3 separate regions of the Mus musculus genome follow, and all the other regions are linked to region 2. Evidence: chromatin loops called from intact Hi-C (ENCODE). Cell type or tissue: left cerebral cortex. All regions are shown on one strand.

Region 1 (2,500 bases), 140 kb before region 2:
TTTGAGCCTTAACAGTGCTGATTGGCTTAGAAGTAGGGTTGTCTAAATCTTTGCTGAGAGGGTGAGGAAAGGGCTGTCCCCTACTCTGTGCTGTGCTTATATTTCACAGCATCTTGGACGTTAGCTTCTTTTATTTCTGTACTTCATGGAATCGAAAACTGGCATGTCAAAATTGTCCCCAGCCAATAGCCCCAGGTCTAGAAGTTGCTCTCACTCATCCTTGAGGACCTAACATCATACTGGGCTGTGAACATGCCAATGGGGCAGAAAGCAGAGGTAGCTGGGGCCTCATGGGAACTCATAGTTTGCAGAGGAAAACAAAAGTGACCAATACAATTTTGCATGGAATTTCCAATCCATACAGTCAAAACAAAATGTACTGTACCTCTTCTCTGGTCAGAAGTATTTTTGGATATAGATTCAAGGAGCAATTCATATGGGCTGTTTATTGTTTTTGTTATGTTTGGGTTTTTTTACACTTAAGTAATTAATCAATTGTGTGAGGAGGTCCTAGGACGCCTTGCAGGTATCACAGCCTCCTACCTCAGTGGGGCCTGGGGATTTAATGGGGACTCTCATGCTTGGTGACAGCTGCTGTAATTAATGGCGCCATTTTACTGGCCCTGAGCTGGGTTTTTATGAGATGTTCCGGGTTTACAAAGAATACCACCAGATTTTTGCAAAACCCCAGTGTAACCAAGCTTAAAATCACCGTAAACTGTGGTATTTTTCCATTACAAGGGACCCCAGAAGAAAATCTCCAGGTTGGCAGAAAGCAGAGGAAAATGACTTGGTGTAGAAGCCTCCTTGGGTGCAAGAGGGCCTGATCAGTTCCCTCAGTGCTAGGCAGTTTTACTCTCCTACAGGGTCATCTATCACATGGCTGTCAGCAGTACTCTGCTTGTCTGGGAATAATGCACTTGGATGTTTATCAAGCCAAACGGGGAAAAAATACACAGAGCCCAAGACAAGGATAAACAGATCCCTCTAAAATTAAACCTGATTTTCATTTCAAACTGGGTCAGTTTGGCTTAGGAATTATTGGGAAGGTGGCTGAGCCACACTGGGGAAGTGAAACCTATGCTAATTGAATTTGCATATGCTGCTTAAAATGCAAGAAGCCTTCTGCTCTGGTCTTGGCAACTCCCTGTACTCTGGCTGGCTTCTTTCCTGTCTAGGTAGACTGTAGCTGGGAGCCTTTGATACCCAGGGACTCCTGAGCTTCAGAACTCCTACAGATTTGCCTAGGGGCCAATATGCAGGGGAGGGGAGAGGAGAGTACTGGGTAGAAGGTAGTATGGATGAATCAGTCTCCTGTGGCTACCTCAGTGTGGGCATCACTGTGGATTTCTGTGAGGTGGGAGGAACTGCACATCTTTAACCTTGCTCTGTGTGTGCTTAGGGCACGTGCTCAGACTTCCTATTGGGCAAGAAAGAAACATGGAGATGCTGCAGCAGAGCCTGAGTCATGACTCACCAGCCTCTGCCATCCCTCCAGTCACCACTAGCCCTCTGGGGACCATCCTCTCTGTTTCTAACCTTCACAGATATATCCAGTGGCTTATTCTAGTGGCCCTCATGCCTGCCTTCATTCTCCCAAAGAATATAGGTATTCATATTTGGACACCACTGCAATTTGAAGCTTTTATAGTGAAGAAATAATATTTTTAAAGCTGGGCATATTGACACATAACTATAATCCTATCACTCAGGAGGCAGGAGGATTGTGAATTTGAGGTTGGCCTGGGCTCTACAGGGAGCTTGAGGTCAGCTGGAGCTAAATGCAAAAGCTGTCTCAATAAATAGAAATAAACAAATATGTAAACTAATTAATTTAAAACAAGTACGTAGATGAAAACATATTTGTACATTTTCTTGTGTCTGTTGAAGACATAAAATATCCCTAGTATTTATGAGCCCTAATTTATATAGAGTGTTTCTATAAGGAACATTATTTCATAAAAAAAGACATTTAATGTTGAAAACTAGGAAAAGAATAGTTTTCAAATAAGAAAACATTCTCTAAGTATATGGGATGATATAACACACACACACACACACACAGAGAGAGAGAGAGAGAGAGAGAGAGACAGAGACAGAGAGACAGAGAGACAGAGGGAGACAAAATGACAGAGAGTGACGTAGACAGAGAGGCAAACAAAGAGACACAGAGACAAAGAGAGAAAGAGAGGCACTGAGGCAGAGACACACAGTCAGAGACAGAAAAACAGGGACACATAAAAAAAGACAGAGACACAGAGAGAGACTTTATTCCTCTCATTTTAAACAGATTATTGACAGTTGAAAGTTCTGCTAAGATCTGTTTCCAGTACAAGGTCCCACTTGCCAGACCCATCTCCTTGCTCATTTGCTTGACTTTTATGTCTCTTTCTATACAAAACCCATAGGTAACACTTTCCTAAGGGTACACCTATCATAGCTCATGCTTGCTCCGCTGCCCTGGGTGAGGAACACAGAACCCTGAGGACAACAGAGAAGC
Region 2 (2,500 bases):
CTATTTAAGTAGAAATCAAACGTCCCCAACTCCAAGTCAGTGAAGCTTTTTTCAGTCTCTAGAAGTCCGTGTATTTTCTGCTGAACCTTGCCAGGTTTCTGGCTGTTCAGCCCTTCCTTCCTCCATGAAGATCTGAGGGAAGGAACAGGAACCACACACACCAAATCAGACACCCCCCAAACTCGGCAGCAGCAATTTCGAATTTACTGTCTCTGTTACACTGTCTTTACTTTGAGTTGTGGAATTGTCATTATTAATATAAATGATGTCATTATTAATACAGATGATGCCTTTATTCTGGAATCCTTCCTTTCTTAAGCCAACAGGGACCAGAAGGCACGGGGGAGCTGGCCAGCGTGCTGAACCTAACCAGAGAATTTAGATGCATCAGAAAACCAGTTAAAGACCTAGTCTTCAGCTTGTATGCTCGCATATTTTCTAATTCCCTTATCAGCTGCTTTTTATAAATGAGTAGCATGACTTTAAATTTTAAATAACAACTGTTGTTCTGTGTTTTACAATCTACCACGAGTTTTACTATAAGCTTTCTGGTAAACCTGATTAAATATGTGAATGAACTCAAAGCAAAATGTATCTGTACTTCACTCCAAAAATTTCTCTTCATTTTTTGAATTAAGTAATATATTCACTGCTAGTATTTGGTTTTTATCATACATAAAAGATAAAGCTTTTATGGCCTTTATTTTTTAATGGCCCACTTTTTAAAATTCATTTAACATTTTAAAATTGAACAGTGTGAAAACTTTGACAGTCTACCAGTTCTATTAAACTCTTCTGAGGAAATAAAACATGTTTACCAGTTTGTCTGGAGCAGAAAACTATGGTAATCCAGTCAGTGGATCAACAGCTGTTAGTAAGCTTTTTGTTGTTGTTGTTGTTGTTTTGGTTTTTTTTTTGTTTTTTGGTTTTTGGTTTTTGGTTGTTTTTTTTTTTTTTTGTTAATGAACTGCTCTAAGTGCTTCTGGACATGGAACATTCAGAAGATTCTCACAAGAGTATATTCTCCTTTGGGAGACACAAAGAAGTGCGGCACGTTTATTTCGAACATAATGTCAACAAATCTAGGTTTGTAAATGGAAAAAGGTTCTCATGAATAAAGCAAATTGGGATATAGTGAACTATATTATCAAATAAGAGAATGAAACTTTCAAGAGGGAACATGGGGAATGGATATTGTAGGTTGAAGTGGTGACTCAGAGAGATGTAATGACAGGACACAGGAAGAAAAGTACAGAGCTTTGTAGAGCTCCCCTATGGGTGAGTGAAGAGGACAAAGAAAGCTGGATTATAATGCATTTGACCATACAGAGAGACTGCGCTTAGCATATAAAGAGGTTGTTTAGGGAGAAGGAACTAATTTGAGGAAAGTGTGCTAAGACCAGACAGAGATCATTAATTGATCAAATATGTTCCCTGTAACAGTTTGTACATTTAATTATTACACAGTGAAGACAGTGATGTGAATTCTGTCTGTATATCTATTTACACTTCATGAAATGATGTAATAAGATTTTGCTTGGTTTTATACTTTTGCAGATTTTGGGGGATTGTTATTTATTCCAAATAGTCCTTAATGTAGAAATGCAATATCCACCTTTTATTAAAGATAGAAATCTACAGTTTAGATAGTGTCTTAGTTAGGGTTTTACTGCTGTGAAGAGATATCATGACCAAGACAACTTATACAAAGGAAAACCCTGAAATGGGACTGACTTACAAGTTCTGTGATTCAGATCATTATCATCATGGCAGGAAGCATGGCAGTGTCCAGCTAGGCAGGCATGGTGAGAGAGGAGCTGAGAGTTCTGTATTTTGTTCTTAAGGCAAACAGAAGAAACTAGCTCATGGGCAGCTAGGAGGAGGGTCTCAAAGCCCACCCCACAGTGACACACTTCTTCCAACAAGGCCACAACTACTCCAACAAGGCCATACCTCTTAATAGTGCCACACCCTGGGCCAAGCATATTCAAACTACCACCTGGCTCCCATAGGATTGTTCAAACATATAGTGGGACATAGCTAGCTATAGCATAATGCAAAAATATATTTGGATCAAATTCAAAAGTCCCACAATCTATAGCAGTCTCAATAATGTTAAAAATACAATGTTCAAAGTCTTTTCTAAGAGTCTTCCAATCATTTAACTGTAATCCTCTAAAAATCAAAATCAGAAATCAGATAGCATGCTTCCATTATCATAGGCTATACACTATCATTCAAAACTTCCTAGTAAGTAAATTCTGGACCAAACAAGACGGAAAAGCAGCTGGGCAAACTCCAAATTTTGCATCTCCATATCTGATATCTCATATCTGATATCTTCATATCTTCAACTCCTTTCATCTTTGTTGACTGCAACAAACGTTTTATTTTTGGACTGTTTCCACTCCCTGTTAGCAGCTTTCCTCAACAGGTATCCCACAGCTCTGATATCTCTAGCATCTTAGGGTATCCAAAGTAACTTCAACATTACACCTTC
Region 3 (2,500 bases), 180 kb after region 2:
ATTATGGTTAGTACGAGTTGCTGGTTATCTCTGAGTCTCTAACCTAGGTGCTTAACTTGAAGGTAGCTGAGCCTGTGTAGGTGTTAGAGTAACTGACGGGAAGCTCTTATGTGGATATATTGTCAAGACAGTACTAATTATCTGAGAGGGATCTAGAGACCATTCTTCCAGAGAATAACCCTGAGAATCTGAACACTGAAAAAGTGGTATAATATGAGTGGTATACTGTGGGTTACCTGAATGTTCACATGTATTTTTCCATGGGACTATTCGAGTACAGAGGGTACTGTCATTGTCTAGCATACATAAGATGAAAAGCAATCTCCAAACAAGCAACAGGTGTTTACTGGAAAAGTTCCAACCAATACATATTCCCAGGCCATTCCAAACTTACCAAATGCACTCTTCAACAGAGCAGGAGCAGCCCAGGTGAAGCTCTGCTCCTCTAGGTATGATTGATGATTGCTGAGGGCTGAGAGTTACTGGTTACCATTGCATGAGGGAATAGAACTCAGACGATCTGTGTGCTCTTTTGCCTAACGTAGAGCAGTTAGCTAGTTAGAGGGGCATGTGGCTGCTAACTCACTCTCTAGTATAGATGCAGATCCAGAGCTACTTTTCTATGGAGTATCTCATCTCAAATGCACCTTATTTCTTTTCTACTTTTATTTATTTATTTATTTAGTGTGTGTGTGTGTGTGTGTGTGTGTGTGTGTTGCCTAGACTGGAACCCAAGACCACAGGCTTGTCATGCAAATATCTTAGCTCTGAGCTACACCCCTAGCCTCAGTTCTGCCTGGCCTTGTCAATTCTCCATGACCAACAATGACCACTTCTTTAAGGAAAACTCAACCATCATTTGCTCCTAACACAAACACTGAAATAACTTGAAAATGTGCTATTTTGACTTCAATTTAGAAGGGTAAAGATCACAATATCTCATTGCAATCGTGAGCCTAAAATAAGAAACAAAACAAAAAGGCTAAATCTCACTTTTTCCTGGTTACTTGGATATCAGGCAATTATCACATGATTACTTGGGCTGGTAATGAAATTAAGATAAAGTTTCATCAAAATAGCATATGTAATTTTGCAGCCGAAACAGAACTGGTGTAAATATGAGCAGATGTGTCTGCCTCTTTTGGATTTATAAATACAGAAACATTGTTCCCATTTCTGGTAATAATTATTCTTTACTTTGGATGTAGAAAGAGTGTGGCTCAGAGTTCTGGAGATGACAGGAACAGTGGGAAGTCACAGCCAGGAAGATTATACATTCCCCATGGCTCCTGGGCAGGTGGTCTTAACCTGAGAGATGCACTGTTTCTGACAGCAGTTACAAACTCCAGGGATTTAAGATACCGTGGTAACATACATGTCAAGGTCAACACGCAAATGTTCTTAGGCAGGTAACATACTGCTCTTTCTTTGGTAGGACAAAAAGCATTCTGGAATGATGCCATGTATCAGTGGATAAGTACTGGCAGGACAAGCATAAGTATCTGAGTTTGAACTGCCAGAACCCATGCACAGCAGGTACAGCCACATATATCTGCAACTACAATGATCCTACAGTGAGATAGGAGGAGGTAAAGAGAGAATTCCAGAAGTGTGCAAACCAGCTACCAGGAAACATGAAGCCCTGGACAATAAGAGATTCTATCTCAAACAAGCTGGAAAGTGAAGACAGTCACTTAAGTTGACATCTGACATCTATATGTTCTATGTTTTGCATACAAAATTCAACCTGACTCCTGGCTCCAACTCTGTTTTACATACAAGGGAGCTATGTACAGGACAAATGACTTATCAAAGATCATGTTCTGCCTTTTCCTTGCCAGAACAGTGTTTCTTTGCCTAGCAGTGCTAACTGGCTATTGTCATGAGCCTTTTGCTCTCTATCAGGAGAAAGCAAGGCAAAGGAAGACTGTAAAGATCTCCTTTCTGGAGCTAGCAGTCTGAGATGCTGACTCTGGGGCTTTTAGCCATGGTGAAGAGCCCAGGTTCAGGATGTCCCTGGTGACACTTCCCTTCTCTGTGCCCTGCTTGTCAGTCACACTTGCTGCAGGGATGCGGGTGTCATGGTGTGGCTGGTTGGTAAAAGTGGAAGCCCAAAGCAGAGAACCCCACTTCTGCAGGCTCACCATCACCCACACACAACCCACACCCTCTGGAGCCTCCCTCTTCTCCCTCTTGAACATGAGTTTGGCAGGAGACCAGAGCAGCTGAGTCACCTTAGGAAGGAGTTTTTCTTACCACATCTACTAGTGGAAAAATACTCAGAACTCCAAGCAGTCCTAAGCACCACAGTGGAGCAATAGAGTGCTATACTAGCAGGTGCTTCTGTATTTCAATACCTCAAACAAACATGTGTCCTGCCCTGGGCTCTGAGTGAGGGCAGTTAAGTTATGGTAGAATAGAGCTACCACAGGCTGCAAAGAATGAACACATGTACTTGGAATTCACCCTTGTCTTTCCCAAGAACCATGTTTTATCAGCT

Evidence for each region. Hi-C counts contacts between places; a loop is a spot of excess contacts. Peaks named below come from ENCODE experiments on the same cell type or tissue, not always from the same donor. Only the 100,000 strongest peaks of a DNase experiment are listed, where the experiment ranks them.
Region 1: it touches region 2 in a loop (2.4-fold over the local background); 2 of 42 quality-filtered maps call a loop at or near these places.
Region 3: a loop joins it to region 2, with 6 times the contacts of the local background. A loop is called at or near these places in 2 of 42 quality-filtered maps.

The regions. Positions count from the first base shown.
Region 1 is chr14:12,680,138-12,682,637 of GRCm38, forward strand. The region is part of intron 3 of Cadps (Ca2+-dependent secretion activator); the gene reads right to left. Among named protein-coding and RNA genes, the nearest start is that of Cadps, 140 kb to the right of the region's middle. In left cerebral cortex, a CTCF peak has its summit at 1,521; a DNase peak (open chromatin) is centred at 1,204; H3K27ac peaks cover 957 bases.
Region 2 is chr14:12,823,643-12,826,142 of GRCm38, forward strand. No RefSeq gene overlaps it. Among named protein-coding and RNA genes, the nearest start is that of Cadps, 1.8 kb to the left of the region's middle. In left cerebral cortex, a CTCF peak has its summit at 1,303; a DNase peak (open chromatin) is centred at 121; H3K4me3 peaks cover 105 bases; H3K27ac peaks cover 238 bases.
Region 3 is chr14:12,999,160-13,001,659 of GRCm38, forward strand. No RefSeq gene overlaps it. Among named protein-coding and RNA genes, the nearest start is that of Cadps, 180 kb to the left of the region's middle. In left cerebral cortex, no CTCF peak of the experiment used is centred here; DNase peaks (open chromatin) are centred at 1,514 and 2,187; H3K27ac peaks cover 1,250 bases.